Regions from separate parts of the Homo sapiens genome. Here region 1 is linked to region 2. A link is a loop called in an ENCODE intact Hi-C map of the cell type or tissue named here. Cell type or tissue: heart right ventricle. All regions are shown on one strand. Links, peaks and the distances in the headings refer to the core of each region. The heading gives the core; the rest is flanking DNA.

What was found. A loop is a pair of places that touch in the nucleus more often than their neighbours do. Peaks named below come from ENCODE experiments on the same cell type or tissue, not always from the same donor. Only the 100,000 strongest peaks of a DNase experiment are listed, where the experiment ranks them.
Region 1: a loop joins it to region 2, with 3 times the contacts of the local background. A loop is called at or near these places in 2 of 110 quality-filtered maps.

Annotation. Positions count from the first base shown.
Region 1 is chr20:52,990,100-53,000,421 of GRCh38, forward strand. All of the region lies in intron 1 of TSHZ2 (teashirt zinc finger homeobox 2), which reads left to right. Among named protein-coding and RNA genes, the nearest start is that of TSHZ2, 23 kb to the left of the region's middle. In heart right ventricle, for the core only: no CTCF peak of the experiment used is centred there; no DNase peak of the experiment used is centred there; H3K27ac peaks cover 1,347 bases.
Region 2 is chr20:52,929,418-52,939,739 of GRCh38, forward strand. No RefSeq gene overlaps it. Among named protein-coding and RNA genes, the nearest start is that of TSHZ2, 38 kb to the right of the region's middle. In heart right ventricle, for the core only: no CTCF peak of the experiment used is centred there; no DNase peak of the experiment used is centred there.

The DNA of each region.
Region 1 (10,322 bases), core at 2,860-7,859, 61 kb after region 2:
ATTGAATATTGGTGGTAATTTTTACAATCTTCACATAAGTAATTTATGTGGAGAAGAACAGTTATGAAAAATTTACTGGATGTAGTAAGAAAATCATTTGGGAAAAAAATAAACATTATTGAAACAGCTAATATTTTATAATTTGAATATTTTTTGTAACTTCACTGAGATGTCTACCCCTCTAATGAAAAATGTCTACCCCTCTAACCAAAGATGTCTACCCCTCTAACCAAAACATTTGCACATAGTAGGCACTTGAAAAATGCCTGCTTGGCTTAAGTACGCTGAACGTAAATAAAATATATCAATAATCCCAATAATAAGTGTGTTAAGAAAACTGAGTAGCTGCCTTGGGGTGGGGTGGGGTGGGGAACAGGGAGAAGTAAAAAGAAAAGCATGAACAACAGAAAAGAAATCACACTTGTCCTCAGTGTTTGTAATAGATCAAGCTTCAGAGCTGGCCAGCTACGGCTTTAGAGATGCCGAGCTCCTGGAGTGTTACAGGTGTGTGGATGGGGTCGGGTCAGGGAAGGAAGAGCCCCCCGGATTTTGTGTTACAAGATGAATTGTTAACAACAGTCAATCCCGCAATTTAACACTTTAAGCAGTTAAACTTAAGTTAATGCAGTTTAGCAAACATATATTGAAGCTCACTGGTAGGTCCAGGGGGTAGAAATAAATAAGACAGAACTCCAATGTTTAGAAGGTCCATGTGGTACAATATGCTTTTCCTAACCAAGACCAACATCATCCTTATAACAGGGATGTGTGTGTGTGTGTGTTGGGTCTATTACCTCTGCGTATTGAGAACACTGTGTGTATATTTTACCCAGCATGACTTGGTTACACTGTATGTATATTTTGATTGTGTATTTCTGCTGTAGGTCTCTTTTATTGTGTGCGTGAGTTGTGAATACATGTATATTATGTGTGTTGTGATTGAACATGTGTGATGTATGTTGTGGGTATTAGTGTGTGTGTTGTGGCAGGGGAAGAGAGCATGAAAAGCTTTTCTGATGCATGATTTTGTGTGGATTATGTATATTGTGGGTATTATTGTGTGTGTTGTAGGGGGAGAGAGTGTGAAAGCTTTTCTGATGCATGATTTTGTGTGGATTATGTATGTTGTGGGTATTAGTGTGTGTTGTGGGGGGAGAGAGTGTGAAAGCTTTTCTGATGCATGATTTTGTGTGGATTATGTATGTTGTGGGTATTAGTGTGTGTTGTGGGGGGAGAGAGTGTGAAAGCTTTTCTGATGTATGATTTTGTGTGGATTATGTATGTTGTGGGTATCAGTGTGTGTTGTGGGGGGAGAGAGTGTGAAAGCTTTTCTGATGCATGATTTTGTGTGGATTATGTATGTTGTGGGTATTAGTGTGTGTGTTGTAGGAGAAGAGAGTGTGAAAGCTTTTCTGATGTATGATTTTGTGTGGATTATGTATGTTGTGGGTATTAGTGTGTGTTGTGGGGAGAGAGAGTGTGAAAGCTTTTCTGATGCATGATTTTGTGTGGATTATGTATGTTGTGGGTATTAGTGTGTGTTGTGGGGGGAGAGAATGTGAAAGCTTTTCTGATGCATGATTTTGTGTGGATTATGTATGTTGTAGGTATTAGTGTGTGTGTTGGGGGCAGAGAGTGTGAAAAGCTTTTCTGATGCATGATTTTGTGTGGATTATGTATGTTGTGGGTATTAGTGTGTGTTGTGGGGAAAGAGTGTGAAAAGCTTTTCTGGTGCATGATTTTGCGTTTGTGGTGGACCTGGCATGTTCATGTGTTCTTGCCAACTATGCTGCTAATGGAATCACTGCAAAGCCCTTCAGGATTTTCCCTGTGAACATGAAGCCGACGTCACAGTGTATTTTCCTGGGGGTTCCCCTGTGGCACTGTACCCTGACCTCCTGGTCATGGCTTGGTTAGAGGAAAACAAAACCACTGTTACACAGGATGTCCCCTGCTCAGGAAAATTTGCTCTCAATGGGAAATGTATAAGAGACAGATAGTACTGGAAGCTCCACACCCTATTGTAATGTCTATTTCCTGGCCTCTCTTCCTCTCCATGCCACATGTTCTATCGTGTCAGGGATTCATCTTAGGAATTGTGGGAACAATTCATTTGCAGTACCTGGAACACAGTCAGTGGGTTGAATGCATGAATGTATGAATGAATGAATGAACAAGGGGTTCTCCAAGGTTCCAGGCCTTTGGAATATTTAGATACCCCAGTTATTTATACTCACAGAGCTGACTGTAGTAGGATCTTAGTAAATGTCATATAGATAAACCGATGCATGCACATGGCACTCGTGAACATTTGCTTATCTCAGAAGCAGGCTAGCAATCGTAAGAAAACAGTTCTTCAGTGGGGCTTTTATTCTTCCTCTGTGGATCCCATAGGAGCCCCTTGTCTCCTGTCCCTTTGGTTTAATTATTGTTCCTTAAGATCAGCAGGGCAGCCCTTCTGTTTACTGTCAAACTGCAGCCACAAATGGAGAGAAAGAATGAAGGGGAAAAAAATCTTCATAATCCAGGTACAGGAATTTCCTCAAAGATTTTTTTTTCTTTAAAAGAGGTGAAAGGAAGGTGGAAAAGTTGGGGAAATGAGTTTCCAAACTTGCCAAACACATAAACCAACAGAATTGTGTTGCTGCCTCCATAAATGTTTAATAAGTTTTATCATCTTGTGACTAAGGTTAAACAAATGTGAGTCCTTTGAGGAATTATTTACTGGAAGCAAAGTTATAGCATCAACATCTGTGTTTCCAATCACTTAGATGAGGAATAGATCAAATAAATCATGAGTAAGTTCCACAAAATAACTTCTGTATTATCATCTCAGGAGAAGAATAATGTAAGCAGCTCTTTTAGGTGCCCTCTCGATTGGAATTTACAGGTTTTTTTCTTAGGCTTCTCTTTTTTTATTCATTTCATTATCTCCAAATAATAAGTCTTCACTGCTTTGTGGAAAGTTACCATAAAAACATCCACAATAGAAGGACTTTGAAATTTCTCTCTGGGAATCTGGCTATTTCAGCCAACATTCTCATTTGGGAATGGGCTAACATTTCCAATATATAACATCCATATAATTTAACCTCATAAATTTATTTTTTTTCACAGTGATGTAATGGGGAGACTGACCTGGAGTTTATAAATGTTCCCTGCTCACTGCATTCCCCCGGGCAACATAACATTCTAGACAGTGTTTTATGTGCCCTGATTAAAATATAACGTATTCTTGCATTTCCTGTGGACTGACCTGTTAGTACTCTTAGCAGAACATTTAAGGAATACAGAGATGTTTTCAAACGTGTAACAATGCACTGTGTGAGGTTTGTTTTTGTTGTTGTTATTAAATCATGATCTCATTTTCATTTTAGATCACAGTCCCCTGGGCGCCCCTCCACAAGAAAAGTTCTGTGCTTTGGTTTGACTTTTGAATCTGCCAGTGCACTCTGACAAATAAAAATAAGCAGGAACGCTTGTTTGTAACTGCAATTGGAATTCTTAGGCACATACTTTAAGCTGCTTTCCTGAAGTGGAGGGAAGGATTTGGAAAAGTTAATGGGGAGTCCCCCAAGATAAAACAGTAGCAATGGAAACTTATAACCTTCCTTATTGAAAGAAAAAAATAATAAATGAAGACAAGGGGAAGGGCTTCCTATAGTTTTTGCAATCATGAAAATGACACTTGTGACACATAGTACACTGAGCAAACCAATTTGTGGATTGAGATGTTTTAATTTTCTATGCGAGAAACACATAACAAAAGTAAAAGGCCACCCTTGCCTTCCGGAGGAGCAAAGGGAAGTTTGTGGGGTGAGGATGTGAGCTGGAAACCTTGCTGGGCTGAAGCTGATGCTGCCATGTAGCTTTTCCAGGGTACAAATCTCATTCCAAGAATAACACAAAAGAGGCTTGGAAACTGCTTGGAGGAAGAAGGGATGGATAGATCAAACAAATTAGTGAAAGATAAGTTCCCAGAAAGGAGTATGTGTATTTGAGAGTCTGCCTTTTATTCATTTAACAGATATTTATTAATTTACATTGTTTTCCGGCCCCTGTGCTGTGTATCAGGGCTTATCAGGATAAACAAGGCACAGCCTCTGCTTTCAGAGGTTAGCAATGGAGTGCCCAGAATAACGTCCGGAAGAAGGCACCCAGTGAGGTCTCAGGAAATGTTAGTTGAAAGAATGAATGGGTGAATTAATGGAAAAATAGACGGGTGAATGAATGGATGAATGGATGAATGGATAGATGGATTGATGGATGGATGGATGAATGGATGGATAAACGGATGGATGGATGGATGGATGAGTAGATGGATGGATGGATGGATGAGTGAATGAATGGACGGATGGATGGATGGATGGATGAATAAATGAATGCATAAAGATGATCTGTGGCTCCCTAGGAATTCAAGCTCATGTCTATATGTTTGTTTCTGGATCTAATTGTTGATTTCTGCCCGGATTTTATCACAGGTGGGCCCTGACATTTTCATTAGCAATGGTTCCCTTGATTTCCCTTCAGACGAATCCTTCCTGAACCCAGGTGCCCTTTATCCTGCACATTAGCCCCTAGTCAGCTCTTACAAGCCATAATGTGCCGTGAAGTTCTCCAGATTTTTCCCTGGTTGGCCACTCTGAGTGTTTTTCACTGCTCACCACGACCTCTAATCAAATCAGCTTGGTTTCCCTGTGTCTCCTTCCCTCTGTTTTGCTCCTGGAAACTGTGATAACCAGATGCATTAACATTTCCGAGAGTCCACCACATGCCAGGCTCTGTCCCATGTACATTACAGTGCACTTGAGGCTCATTTAGCCTCCCTTTCAATTGAGCAGGTAGACTATTATTCCTGTTTTCCAGATATGCAAACTGAGGCACAGAGCTGTGAAGTAATTAGTTCAGATGGAAGACACATAGTGGAGCCAGGATTGAAGCTCAGGTGTGTTTCACTCTAAAGCCACAACAAGTACCTAACCTCAGCACCTCTAGAGGTCAAACTTTTTTATCTTGATGAATCCTGTTTTTGCCTGTGATACATTTTCCAGCATCTCAGTTCCTCAGCAGAGCTCCAGCTTCACAGCTACAGATACAGAGACCCAAGGAATGGAGTTGGGGTAAGCTCCATCTTTGATGTTTTTTAACCTCGCTCCTCATTCAGAATCTCTACATGGGGTGGCTGTAGTAACCACCTACCATCATCGTCCATCTGGCTTAGCCACTAGCAGAAAAGAACATCTCTCTCAGGACCTCCAGCAAATATTCTGGGGTTGACCTTAACCTACATAGGTTTCCACGACCCTCCCTGAACCAATCACTTTCTCTGGCTCTGTGCATCCAGAATGATTTGCCAAAGCAAAATCAAAGTGGCATTACCAAAAAAGGGAGGAATGCATGCAGAGCCAGCAGAGTCCATAGCTGTCCACTACATTCTCTATAGGGTTGCAACCAAGTGCTTTGAACTCAGGCAAACTGAGGTTCCAATCTAGGTTATTTATTTTTTCTTTCCTTTTTTTTTTTTTTTTTTTGAGACATAGTCTCGCTCTGTCGCCCAGGCTGGAGTGCAGTGGTGCAATCTTGGCTCACTGCAACCTCTGCCTTTCAGGTTCAAGCGATTCTCCTGCCTCAGCCTCCTGAGTAGCTGGGACTACAGGCATACGCCTCCATACCTGGCTAATTTTTGTATTTTTTTTTTTTTTAGTAGAGACAGGGTTTTGCCATGTTGGCCAGGCTGGTCTTGATCTCCTGACCTCAGGTAATCCACCCACCTCGGCCTCCCAAAGTGCTAGGATTAAAGGTGTGAGCCATTGTGCCCGGCCAAGGTTATTTACTTTCTATCTGATCGTAGACAAGTTATTTAACCTTCTAAGCCCCACTTTCTTAATTAAAAATAGTGTTTTTAATGCATGCTAAGTACATAGTAAGTTCTTAATAAATGTTAATGTGGTGTTTGTAGACAACAGTATGTTGAAGACTACTGGAATAGCACATAGATGTCTTTGGAGAAAGAGATATATTCTTTTGAGGTCTGCATTTATGCTTTGGGGCACACAGTTTAATAAAAAGGTAATATAAAATGGAAGTGGGGTAAAATATGTCTCCCAGAATGAGCCAACAGGATTGAAAGAACCACTTTCCAAGTCTAGATCACTGTAGCATCTTTTTGCTTAAGGCCGAAAGTTCTTCTCAACTTTCCTTTCAGGTTTTTATTTATTTATTTATTTATTTATTTATTTATTTATTTATTTATTAGGCAAAATGGGAATTGAGAAGCCTGAAATGATGAAGATGCTCATGATTTTAAAAAGTTTTTGTATGTCAGGAATGAAAGATGTGGTGAGGTTGAACAGGAGGAAAAAAATGACTGTATCCCAGTCAGCCTGGGTAGTATCACTTCCTGCTTTCCTGGGGTAAAAAGCCTGGAGGAATATGGGCATTCGGTTGTTGAGAAAGAGTTTGTCTGACTTCTCTTGCTGTATTTGGGATTGTTCAGAGACTAACTGGTTGGATTGCAATTTGCTTTCTTGTGGAAAAACTGATCTAGCAACATATATTGTGCGTTTGAGCTTTAGAGAAGCCTTTTCTCTTGTAGTTTATTCTCTTGCATAGTGGTGTTTCTAGGCTGCTGACATATGCGAAGGAAACATTGTATTGATGTGTGCATGTGACAGTCTACCTGCAACATGCATGTGCTCGTGGCTGAATCATTTGTGCATCCAAAGCTGAGGTCCCTGGCTGCTGTTGATTTAGTCCAATGCATATGTAATACTCTGTGGAAAACATTCCTGGTTAGTAGCTCCTCACTACTGTGTTATACAAGCTGCTGGCAAAGGTAATTATGCTTAATAGGAGCCACCTTTGATTTAAAGCTGCAGAGGTGAGTAATTAAATTGAGCTCGCTCAAGCACGAGGGGGTGGCATGCAACCTTTGTTTGGGGACATTCATTGGGAGCGGCTGGGATCTGTTACAAAGGCAATGTTTCTTGGGCTCATATTTGTCACCCAGATTGTCTTAGAAAGACATCAGTGCACCTGGGAGAGATGCAGCAAAGGCATAGTGCAGGCATCTCTTTCTTCGTCCTGTCCCCTCAAATATCACCAAAGGAGAACTCGCCTCCCAGCTTCATCTGCCCTGGTTCCTGTGCTCATCTTGCCCCGGGGGGGGGTTCAGCACTGTCCTGCTCTCTGGTTTCTCGATGCTCATCTCTACAGATGATCACAACTGATCACCAATAGTGATCAGTCTTGCCACGTGGACTGGCAGTCCTGAGATTTCTAATCTGGGTCTGCTCGGACATCAACAGCAACAACAAAAGCATACCAGTCCCTTAATCCTTTAATGATTGAATATGAGACGAATTCGTGTTTGTAAGATTTCATTTCAATCCCATGGGTGGCTATTATTGCATCTCAAAGATGATCTATTTGTATACATTTCTATATTTTCTTTTCAGCAAACCTAACCTGATAAAAGAAAAAAAAAATGCCTGGGCTGTCCTCTCCCCAGCCCTACCCTCTAGAGTTTCTGAATGGTAACACCCAAGCAAGCCGGGTTCTGTTGGGCAAAGAGCCTGTTCCAGGCGATGCCACCTAGAACTGGGGTGACATACTTGCTAGGAAAGAACAGCAACTCCAACTAAATCTTTGTGGCTTCCAAAGGATTCCCAAGCTCCAGGCAGAGGGTTTTGCTCTGTGATAACTGCAAAGTGGGTTCATAAAATCCAGAGGAATCCTAGGAAAATCTCTTTGCCTAAACTCCCCTGCTTTTAGGATAAACAGATGGCCTTACATCTTCCTACTCAAAGTATGGCCTGCAGGCCAACAGCCTCAGCATCTCCTAGGAGCTCATTAGAAATGCAGATTCTCATGCCCCACCCCAGACCTGCTTCATCAGAATCTGCATTTTCAGAGGATGCTCAGGGGGGGATTCGTGAGCACGTTGAGATTTTTAGAAGAGTTAGCCTACCCTGAATGGTTGACTCCTGCCTCCTTTCTGACTTGAAATCCTCATCATTTCCTTGCCTGAACTGTGGTTTCTTTCTGTCCTTATTCCATGCCCAGCTGTGCCTTCTTCTTTTTTTGGGGGGACAGAGTCTTGCTCTGTCACCCAGGCTGGCATGCAATGGCGTGATCTTGGCTCACTGCAGCCTCTGTCTCCCAGGTTCAAGCGATTCTCCTGCCTCAGCCTCCTGACTAGCTGGGATTAAAGGCACCTGCCACCACACCTGGCTGATTTTTGTATTTTCAGTAGAGACCGGGTTTCGCCATGTTGGCCAGGCTGGTCTCGAATTCCTGACCTCAAGTGATCCACCCGCCTTGGTTCCCAAAGTGCTGGGATTACAGGTATGAGCCACTGCACCTGGCCAAAGCTCTGCCCTCTTCTTGGTCTAGTTAATGCCTTCACATGGTTCATATATTAGCCCAAGGGTTACTTGCTCAGGGAAACCTTGCCTCAGCCTTTAGATTAGGTTAAATCCACCCTCGCCAGTACAGGCCTGAAAGCACCATATACCTCACTGCCTTGCTCTTTTCAGGGTTACAATTCTATGATTCTTGGTTTAGTTAATTTCTGTCTATCGCCTCTGCACACAGTTCCATGAGGGCAGGAACCATGTCCAGTTTTATGACTCCCACCTGCTGGGACCCCACCATAGTGTCCAGTACATGTAGAAGCTCAATAAATATTTGTTCAGTGAACAGATGCGTGCTCTCAGGACATATAATTAGGAATATTGTAGGCGTATTGCTGGCTACTTAGTTTATCTCTTCAGGAATGTTCAAAACATTTCTAGAACTGTTTTCTGTTTATTCAATTCCAGGTGATGAGAAAATCAACTCAACCGAACTACTATTTTTAAGCACTTTCCACACATTCAGCATTATACCACTTAATCCTCACAACATTTTATAAATTTTATAAATGAATAAACTGAAACTTACAGCAGTGATTTCAGACTAGCAAAATGATGGCAGAGCTGAAAACCACGTTCTACTCTTCACTGCCACATTCCACTCTTCACTGCCACATTCCAAGACCCATGAGTCTGAGGCCTCATGCTCTCCCTTGGGTTGGAATCAGAGTGGTTCTCCAAGATGCACAGAGTTCCCGATTCACCTCCTTAACACAGATCTTTATTAAGCACACCACCTGGGTGCCAAGCACTGTTCTGTAGCAGCAGTAATGAGTAAGATCCATCAGGACCCTGCTCTCAGGGGACAGAAGCAACATATATACTTAAGATGCCATGTGGTTAAAAAGGGGCTAAGAAGAAAAACAAAGGGTGGCAAAGGGAGGGAAGGTGAGGGAAGGGGGCTATAAACCATAGAGCCTTTGCCTCCTTCATTTTTGTATCTGAGCACTTGGCTCAAGGGCCAGTGTGCGATAGGTCTCCTCAGTTAGCATCGGTTGATGACTGACTGACAGATGGAATCCAACATTTCCAAAGTGGGCTAAGCACCAGCTGGTGTCGTATGTGACCATAAAACTGAGCAGAGCAAACGGCCAGTCTAGAGATTGGGATTTCCTACCCTGTTGCCCAGATTTTCCTCCCTCTATCAGCCACTGGTTTGTGACTGGAATCATCAGAATCGCCTCTAGAGCTTTCAAAAAAAAGTCATGTGCTCAGCTTTTCCTTGGGCAAACTGGGATTTCTGGGGGTGGAAAACCAGCATGTGTGTTTTTAAAAAATCCTACAGTTAAGTCTGATGTGCTCAAATGGTTGAGATGCTGTATACCCCAACCATGTGAAATAATAACACCATCTAGCTTTCACTGAGTGCCTACTGTGTGCCAAGCCACATACTCAGTGGTTAACCAACCCCACTAAGAGAGAAGAAGATGGTGACGATGATGATGGTAATGAAAACAACAGCTAATATTTATTGAGTAATGTTGTTTGTGCCTGGTGTTATGCTAAACACTTATGATGTCCAAATAGTTCATCTTCGCAGACGTCCAATGAGTCTTTTTCTGTCTCACTCACCATTATAGACATTTCAGAGAAGGTTCAAGTAAGTATCAGATATATGTTTCAAGCAGGGGTTGACAAACTGTGACCTGTGAGCTAAACGCCACCTGTTTTTGTATGACCTATGGGTTAGAATGGTTTTTACATTTTTTAATGATTGGGAGGAAATGTGAAAATTAGTTTTCTTAGGTTATATAAGTACCTATATAATATCTTAAATTTTGTCTCTTGGCCTGCAAAGCTCAAATTTACTATTTGGTCCTTTATTGGAAAAGTTTGCTGGCTTCTGCCCTAGTGTATTTTTTTCCAACTTGTTGTATGTGTAGGACAGTCATATGAGTGATTGTTTTA
Region 2 (10,322 bases), core at 2,923-7,922:
AGGTTTAAAATATTTTGTGATTCAGAATTGAGAAAAGAGTAGACAAAGGAAGCTGCAGGCCTAGAGGAAATGGAGGAGGACTGAGAGAAAGAGAGAGAGAGAAAAGCTACGTTGATTACATATTGAAGGCCTGGGAAGGAAAGGAGTCTGAAGAGAAATGGAGGAAAGATGTACAGCTAGTGATGATTACAGTCAGGGGATTTGTTAAATGGGGAACTTTGAGGTAAGAGAATTGTAAAGAAGAGAAATAGGTTTTGGGAACGTTGTCCTGGTTTGTATCTTGAATATTGCTTCATGTGTTTTGAGAGACCTGCAAAAAGACTGGATTTTTTTCTTTTTTGAGGTGTAGTCTCACTCTGTCACCCAGGCTGGAGTTCAGTGGTGTGATCTCAGCTCACTGCAGCCTCTGCCTCCTGCGTTCAAGTGATTCTCTCACCTCAGCCTCCCAAGCAGCTGGGATTACAGGCATGTGCCACCATGTCCACTAATTTTTGTATTTTTAGTAAAGATAGGGTTTCACCATGTTGACCAGGCTGCTCTTGAACTCCTGACCTCAGGTGATCTGTCCGCCTTGGCCTCCCAAAATGTTGGGATTATTGGCGTGAGCCACCACACCCAACCAACACTTGGATTTTAAAAATCACTACTTCATGGCTAGCTTGGGTTTCTTTGAATGAACTTCTGTGAAGGTACTCAGCCTCCCAAGTAGCTGGGATTACAGGTGCCTGCCACCATGCCCAGCTAATTTTTGTATTTTTTTTTTTTAGTAGAGATAGGGTTTCACCATATTGGCCAGGATGGTCTCGAGGCTCAAGATTTATTAGGGTTACACTAGATATGCCACTGGCAGAGAGGTACTTAAAGAATACAAGGTTTGGCCAGGTATGGTGGCTCATACCTGTAATCCCAGCACTTTGGGAGGCTGAGGCGGGTGTATCACAAGGTCAGGAGATCAAGACCATCCTGGCCAACATGGTGAAACCCCATCTCTACTAAAAATACAAAAATCAGCTGGACATGGTGGCACACACCTATAGTCCCAGCTACTCAGGAAGTTGAGGCAGGAGAATCGCTTGAACCTGGGAGGCAAAGATAGCAATGAGCTGAGATCTTGCCACTGTACTCCAGCCTGGTGACAGAGTGAGACTCTGTCTCAAAAAAAAAAAGAATACAAGATTCTCAAGTGTGGCCCCTGGACCAGTGTTAGGGCCTTACTGTTTAAGCCAGAATTGGCAAACTGTGGCCTACAGGCCAATTCTGGGCACACTCATTCATCGTTGTATTGCCTTTGGCTGCTTTCAGCCTATAATGGCCATGTTGAGTAGCTGTGATGGAGACCCTATGGCCCATAAAGCCTAAAAGACTTACTGTCTTGTCTTTTACAGACAAGTTTGCTGATGGCTGACTTAAATTTTAAGCCAATGGTGCATTTTTTCTCTCTATAAGAACTGGTTCAGAGAGAGATCCATGAATCAAATCAGGCTAGTAAAAGGCAACGAAACTCGGCCGAGCATGGTGGCTCATACCTGTAATCACAGCACTTTGGGAGGCCAAGGTGGGCAGATCACAAGGTCAGGTGATCGAGACCATCCTGGCCAACATGGTGAAACCCTATCTCTACTTAAAAAAAAAAAATACAAAAATTAGCTGGGCATGGTGGCGGGCAACTGTAATCCCAGCTACTCAGGAGGCTGAGGCAGGAGAGTCGCTTGAACCAGGGAGGTGGAGGTTGCAGTGAGCCGAGATCGCGCCACTGCACTCCAGCCTGGTGACAGAGTGAGACCCTGTCAAAAAAAAAAAAAAAAAAAAAAAAAAGGCAACAAAATTCAAACCAGGGATTTTTGTTTATTTTGATAATTTTTCTTGAAGTAGACTTTTCACCCTTGCTGGATGGAAATAAGAAAGCCTAAAGCTCCAGAACCCATGGACACATCTGACATCACTGTGAGGGAAGGTCTACCTAAGACAGGAGAGATGTAAAGGAGACAGAGCTGATAAATTCAGAGAAAGAGACTGGCGCTCTGGACCAGGCTTGTCCTGAGGCCCCTGGAGCTTTCGTTACATGAGGAATATATAGTTGTCCCTTGGTATCTATTGGGAATCAGTTTTAGGAAACTTCTCTCCCCTCCATGGATAGCAAAATCCATAAACACTCAAGTCCCTGATATAAAATGGCACATGGTATTTCCATAAGTCCTATGCACATCTCCCCATATCCTAGTTTAAACCATCTCTAGATGGTTTATAATACCTAATACAATGTAAATGCTATGTAAATAGTTGTTATGCTATTGACTTGCATTATTTTTTATTACTGTATTGTTCTTTTTTTCAAATGTTTTCAAACCATAGTTGGTTGAATTCAGGGATGCGGGGCCTTCAGATACAGAGGGCCGATTGTATTCCTTTTGCTAGTTATTGTTCATATCTTTTAGGCTGGTGTTTCTGTTACTGGCAACCTGGAATTTCCCATCTAATTCAGAGTCTATTATCTTCTTTATTCATTTGACCTGAGTGCCTTCTATAAAGATTTGTTAATCAAGAAGCATTTTTTGACCACTGAAGTCTACTCACAACTGTATGGATTAGTTCAGGAAAGTGAGAACACCCGCTGAAGGGTGAACACCAACCAAATAAAACCAAAAATTGAAAGAAAGGAAAAAAAAGACTAAAGGAGAAAAGAAATGAGATTACTTACCCAAGGGTCATTTTGAGATACTTGTTCTCTAGGGATGAACATTCTGCAATAGAGATATCAGCAAACATACAGACAGTCAGATATGAAATGATAAATACAAATAATTTTACAAGGACTATAAAGCTCATTATTGGCAACAGGTATTCTGGGGGGAGTGTCTCAGCTGTATGGTTGCTATTCACCAGACAGCAAAAGCTGGAATGAAAAAATAAAAGCGAGGGGAGGGAGAGCATGAGGACAAATACCTAATGCATGCGGGGCTTAAAACCTAGATGACGGGTTGATAGGTGCAGCAAACCACCATGGCACATGTATACCTATGTAACAAACCTACAGGTTCTGCACTTGTATCCCAGAACTTAAAGTAAAATTTAAAAAAAATTTAAAAAACACAAAGTAAAAGACCCAGACTTTTAGTTCCTGACTATGCCAGTAACTCATAAGTCATTTTCCCATTTGTTGATGCCATTCATCACTCCAATATTATTTATTGAGCATCTACTACAAATGATAAGCACTGTTCTAAGTACTGGCCTCAATTTCTCCATCTGTAAAATTAGAGGATGAGATCGGATGATTCCTGCAGTGCCTTCCCTCGCTTGCCTTTTCAAGAGAATTTATCCTCCCCATGTTTCAGTTCAAACCCCTGCTCGACCATTTCCTGGCTGTGAGATATTGGGCAAGCCATTTAATCTCTCTGCATATTCATTTCTATTTCTGGGAAATAGGAATAATGACAGTATCTCTCTCAATGGATTGTTGTGATATTTAAATGGATTAATACATGCATCTACCGCAGTTCCCAGCACATAGTGAGTGCTATATAAATGTTAGTGCCATTATTATGATGATCATCTGTATTATTATTTAATAATAATTTCAGAAACTGAAGAGTTGGGTTTGAAAATGGGACTCCCCCCAAATACTAAAATATCCACATATTGCTTCACTTAGTTAGAACTGTTCTCACCCTGCTGAGCCTCTCTTTGGACATATAGCCAAAGCAATTTTTTTAAAATACCACAATGGTGTCAAACTGTTTGGGTGGTTTTTCCAGATGGGCATTTATATATACCCCGTTTATCATGGACATGATACCTGTGACTCCTTCAGTTCATAATAAGCACAGAACCAGCTGCCATTTATTCGGGTGCTCACTGTGTACCTGGCACTGTGCTAAAAATAAGCAGTGTGTTACTCTTCATTGCAACCCCGTTGGGTAGAAATAATTACTAGACTCGTGTTACTGAGAAGGAAACTGGGGGTCAGGGAGGCCCAGTCCACAGCCAAGAAGTGGCAAGCGGGTCTGAGTTTAGGTGTGACTCCAAAGCCCACACTGCTGCACCTGACTCTATACTACCTTTTAATTCAAAGTACCAAGATGAATAAAATTTTAAATATCCCCTGCTCTAAATGTCCTTTCCTGTAATTTCGGCTCAATTAACCAAATAAATTACATATGAAGAGTCAATCTTCTTGGACACAGTTATTCCACTTTATTAAAACAATACATAATATATGTATGTATGTATACACTATATTTAGGGGTACAAATAAGTGCCCCTAACGTTCTTAAATATTCATAAAATTTTTATTTAGGAGTGTGTTTTATTCATTTAAGCATTAATGTATATAGATCGTTAACTATTTAACAGAAAGATTGGCATTGGTAACCACTGTTAATTGATGATCAATCATAAAGAGACAAAGCAACTTTGATAATACAGTAAAACTCAATAGAAAGTTGGTTTGATTTGCTAAAATGTGATTGACTTACAGCCTTTCAGTATATACATTGCATAGGGTAAGCTTCACCTAGAATAGATCAAATTTAACCCAAGTTTGCTTCCATTTGATTTGATTGAGTGAAACAAGACTTTATAATAGCATTCCTTCTTCCACTCACTCAGTAAATCTTGCATTCCATGTTGGGGAAAGATTTTTCCAGGAGTATCTACATTAGTCAAAGAATGCACCTTCTTGGAAGCCTGTCTACCTTCATTAAATGGCTTTCAGAGCTCACAATGCAACTGAATAACGTGCATTATTCAAATGGTTTTCAATGCACATGAGGAAAAGGAGGTGTGCTCAGATGGGAGTGATTTTAAGCAGCTCATCTGCACCACAGGAAATTCATTTATCCTTTGATTCTTATGCCATTTCGCTGGAGGCATATGTATTTCTAGTACCTATATAGTTTTGTGGGGGGCTTTGTAGCCACCTAAACCAGTCTGGTGAATAGTCATCACGCTTTTGAAAACACAACCAAATGCCTTGTAATTTTCTTAGGAACAATACTTTTTATGCTTCTCCATTCTGGCTCAAAGGTACAGTGAGATGTTTTTACTAAATGGGCTTATTTTCTCCCACATGGAGTTTTAGACCCTGTGACAAATGTAATGAAATCTGTCAGTCTTTTCCACCTAGACACAGAAAACTAGGTGCAGTGTTCTGTCTTTGCCAATATGAGGTGAAAAGGATGGGGGTGAGGGGTGCTTTTAAGACGGCTTGCAACTTTGGAGCTTGGATCGAAGACATATGCAGTCTCCAAAGAGATAGATGGAGCACATGCAGGAGAGAGTAAGCATTTGCAAAAAGAGCCCCCAGAATCCTTCTTGACAAGCATTTTGCATGCAGTTAAATAGACAAATGTATTCTGCTGCCAGGATTTTGCAGGAATCATATTTGATGTCTGTCACCAAAAAGATTCTTGGGCACTGGTGGAGTGACAAACCGTTACTCCTTAGAGCAGTGACTCTCAAACTTGAGCATGCATCAGAATTACCTGGAGGGCTTGTTAAAACACAGATTGCTGGGCCCCTTCCGCAGAGTTTCTGACTCAGTAGGTCTGGGGTGGGGCCCACGTGATGCTGATGCCACTAGACTGGGGACCTTTAAGAACCACTACCTTAGAGTGATCAAAGAGGGTAAGCTTGAAGATCCTCCACCCATAAAAGTCTACTATCTGAGGACTGTCAGGACCTGTGCTTTCGTGATTACAATTTATGCTAAGATACCAAAACCCGTGAAGCAACATGAGACCCCCCAGAAGAAATTTTCTTAGTGAGAAGTTGGTTTAATTTTTTTCTTTCATATCTCTACCACTCATAGCTTCCTAGACATGTCTAATCAGCATTGCCCTTTCCACCTCTTGTTTGTGAAACTATACTTTCTGAAACTCCTGTCTTGCTTTCCATCTGATAGAAAAGCCAGCAGCTCACAGAATGCATTACACAAGCTAATGCTTTAGGCTAGATGTTCCAGAGGTGATTCAAGTCGATGAACAAAGCCTCCATTTATGATACCTATGTACATTCTCAACCGATATGTTCTTGGTGATGGCAACTATTAACATTTTCTCAGCATTTCAGGGATTTACATTTGACCCCCAAAGTGAGCCAGCTCTGGGCTCCACGGACCCATAACGTGCATTGAGTACCATTGCTAATAAACATTTACAACGTGGTGTGCACAGGCCCCGCTCCATGAGGCCTATTTGTGAGAACATAGCGAGTGATCTGTATTTAGGCCAGCATCTCACACCACATTAAAGAGATTGGTTTGTTCTTATTACATTGCTTTGTCACTTGCATTTGCATCTCCAACATTCCCCACACCCCAGCACAATAGTTTGGAATGCTGAGGTATCCACAACTTTCCCCAATCCTTGGGAGCAATATTTGGAAAGGAGAGTGGCGAGGGCTGCTTTTGCAACAACGTCAGGGCAGCAAGAGTTCATTGTTTCTTTCCATCCAGCCACACAACAGCCTTCCTGTTTCTGCACCTAGAAACAGCTATTCGGATAGAAGATGCAGGTTCAGTCCTGTTGACATCTGAGTGGGCAGAGAACTATCCTTTGAAATCTTGGCCCTTTCCTATCTACCTTGCCAAGAGTTGGCATTGCTTGGTTTAAATTTTGGTCGTTGCATTTCATGGTGCAGAAACCCCTTTACATATGTAGAAAGGGTGTGTTTATAAATCTACACCCACTGTGCATTTGTCTATTTTTATATATGCATATTGCATAGTAATAGAGATTTTATGCATTGAATAAAACTATTTCCCCCAATTTCACTCGGTTTATCGTTCTGCTGAATAATTCAGCTACTATATGGACTTCATGGACTTTTGCTTGATAAATTCACTATTCAGAGCTTTTCCATCCATTGGAATTTTTAATCAGGTTGAAGCCCATCATGTTGAGATCAAAGCTGGGAATAATGATGTTACCAATCTATGTTTTAGCCAAAGGATGTTCCTTAGAGCGCACGTCCTCAAATCGCTTAGTCGCTAGCTGAAGTGTAAGAGAATTTATGATGCTAAATAAAACCAGGAGGAAAAAAAAGATGTTTTAATAAGATGGAAATCCAAATGTTAAAATAATGAGCCATCTGCATGGGTGGCCCTCTCTTGAGAGAGATGCCAAGAGCTTTGCCATCTGTGAAACATTTACCAGCTGTTTCCTTCCTTTTTTGTGAACATAAGAAATCCTTGCAGTTGGTGTTTCTAAGTGATACATCATAGAGAAGAAAACAGGTTTGCCCAACTTCAGGAAGACTGGACAGAGCTGAATTAACCAAATAATAATTTTGGCAACTGCAGAGGTGTACACCAGTGTGCCACTCTTCTTCCCGCAGATCCCTTTTCTGAACCTCAATAGAGGGCACGGAAGATGAAAAGGGATCGGGAAATGAATCACATCCCACGAGGTCATTTAAAACTGAATGTTTGCAGAGAAAGTCTGTGCCTGCTCACTCGACTGCCTGCAAGCTGGTTTTACCTTCTGAGTATTCAAGCAAGGTTTGGACTAAATTGTAATCCAACTGAAATGGGGAAAGGTGTCTAAAGCAGTCCAAATATTTTTGAACATGTCTTTCCTTTTTCTTTCTCTTCTCTGATCACTGTTTCACATATCTGCCAGTCAGCCCTGTATTCCTGCTGCTTTTGCCCTGACAGGCACCTTATCTTGGTTGCCTGAGTTCTGTATGGTCTTAGGATCTGAGCAGAGTGCCATGCATGAATTTAACTTTGCCGCCGGCTCTGATCCGAGGCAATGTGCCCAGCGATAAAATCCTCACAGTGTGGGGTGCTGATCTATCGATGCCTCCCCAGGTTCCTGCTTTTTTTTTTTTAACCTCCCTGTTCTATCGCCAGAATCTGACAGAATTTTATTTTTTCTTCGACTGCCATCTTTTCTACTTCATTAACTGTCAAATGCATTTCAGGGAACATAACCTAACAAGAAGGTTTAGCTAATGAATGTGAAGTCTTTCAGGTGTTCCCCTCAGGTGTCATTCCTGAGGAGTTTAGGAAAGCTTTAGGTCATTTTTCAAAAAATAATTTTTCTAAGGCCATATGCAGTGAAACAGGGGGGATATGAATCTTTGGACTGCGGCTGCTCTCGCTCCAGCGCCTCAGTGTTAAGCCAAACCTTAGGGGGAAAGAAAATCAAGACTCATGGCTTCCTCCTGGAAAACCCAAGAGTCCTAACAGCAGAATTGCTGGCATTCTTTAACGGGTGATTTCACATATCCGATCAGAGGGATGTGCACTGTGAGAATCGCATTTCATGTAAAGTAAGGGCATAAAGGAATTTTTCTAGGTCATTCAGCAAAGCAAAGTTAACCTCACTTTCCAAGCCAGAGGAAATTTCCAGATGCTTCATTCCCTTACTCACTCAACCACTATCTGAGAGCCTGCTGGACTCTAGGCACTGTGTCCACTTCTGAGGTGGAGCTGGGAGCAAAGCTGCAGGTTCCCTACATGCAGAGAGCTTACAGGTCACGGTGGAGCCAATGAAACACGACTTACAATCAAGGGTGAGGCTACTAAGTCAGTGGTTTTCAGCCAGAAGTAATTTTCCCACCACCATCACCACCACTAGGGGACATTTGGCAATGTCTGGAAATGCTTTTTAGCTGTCACAACTGGGAGGAGAAGTGCTACTGGCATCTAGCGGGTAGAGGCTGGGGATGCTTCTAAACATCCAATGCACAGGACAACCCCCACAACAAGATAATGAGAGTTATGTGGCTCAGTAAGTCAATAGTACCACAACTGTGAAACTCTGTCCAAAGAGAATACCTGGAGGAGAGATGGGGGTGAACAGGTGAAAGGGTCAGCATGTCGTGTGCCTCGCCAAGAACCTAGACACCAAGGAGAAGAATCAAGAAAAGCAGGGATTTATGGGGCTCTTGAGCTACCAGCCTTTGTCTGTTGTGTTCTAAGGCCACCTTGAAGGGCTTAACCCTTACACCGTGGCTGTCGCCTTTATCTTTTAATGACGTGACATAGTTACAAGATACAGCAGGACACAGGGGTGAAAGGAATGAAGAGAGACTGGAAGAGACAGGGATCAGTAGATGTAAAGGCTGGGAGGAGAGCTGTGGTACAGTTAAGAGACTCTGAATTTCCAAAACAGCCATCAGATTTCTGGCTTGGAGGAGTAGGTGGTTGGAGGACAAACATCCAGAGAAGGGGTTTTCATTTTCAACTGCCCTCTCCATGTTACACCTTTATCAAAAGATGTGACCAGCACTTGTTCTTTACAAGCAGTACCTTCACAATCATCAGCAGTGTGTCTGATTCACATTTTCTGACAACCCACGTGATAGATTTAATTATGCCCGTTTTCCAGTTGAGGCCATGGAAGACAGCATGGCCCTATCTACAAAACTGCTACAACCACCTGAGCAAAAGATAGATTAACGAGATTTAAATGCCAGCCTGCTTTTCCAGGCAGGTAAATCTAGATGCCTATTTGTATAAATTCAAGTAGGTTACATATAGGTTATCTACTTAGATATAATTATATTCTTCACATAGTACGTATAGTTGAGTGTGCAGTTTTATTTTATTATGTTTCCTAATTGAAACGAGCAGCAGCACAGAGCATCTAAAGTTATTTTTAAACCAAAACTTGCTTATCTTAGGCTTGGGAGTACTTTCTATGGTATTGCCACTCACCTCTCCCAGGAAATATACCTTTCTAATTATGTTTGGGTTACTTAGCATTTTTTAATGCTATGGCACACAATGTTACAGCAGGACACATCAGTGCTTATAAATATGACAGGAGTAATTGACAGAAAAAATAAGAGTTACACTCTAGACATTCACAATCTCTTCTATATTTTCCCATCTTTTCCCTTACACCGGGAGCCAGCAGGTATTTCTGCCAGAATACGCAGAAAGAAGGGAATAAACTTTAGAGACAGGCAGATGGGCTTACATCGTGGCAGTCTTATTGGCTAGGCAGTATTTGGCAAGCTATGTAACCTCTCTGAGCTGCAGCTTCCACCTACAAACTCGAGGTAGCAATATCTTTCTTGTAAGGGGTGTGTGTGTGTGTGTGTGTGTGTGTGAAAAGTTTTGTGAATATGTTATTAAGCATATAAAACACTGAGCCCAGTGCCTGGCATATGTAGAATTACTATTCAAAAATGTCAACTCTTTTTGTATATTATCAAGCCTCGTGAAAACAGGCTGGGGTATGGGATGCAGAGAACTAACGCCATTCAAGCTTAGCTTAATGAAGAGAGATAATCTTTATTCTTGTGATAACGTATGTAAACATTTTAATTCCACTTTTCATAGGTAACTGAAAAGATAGGGTGGTGCAGTT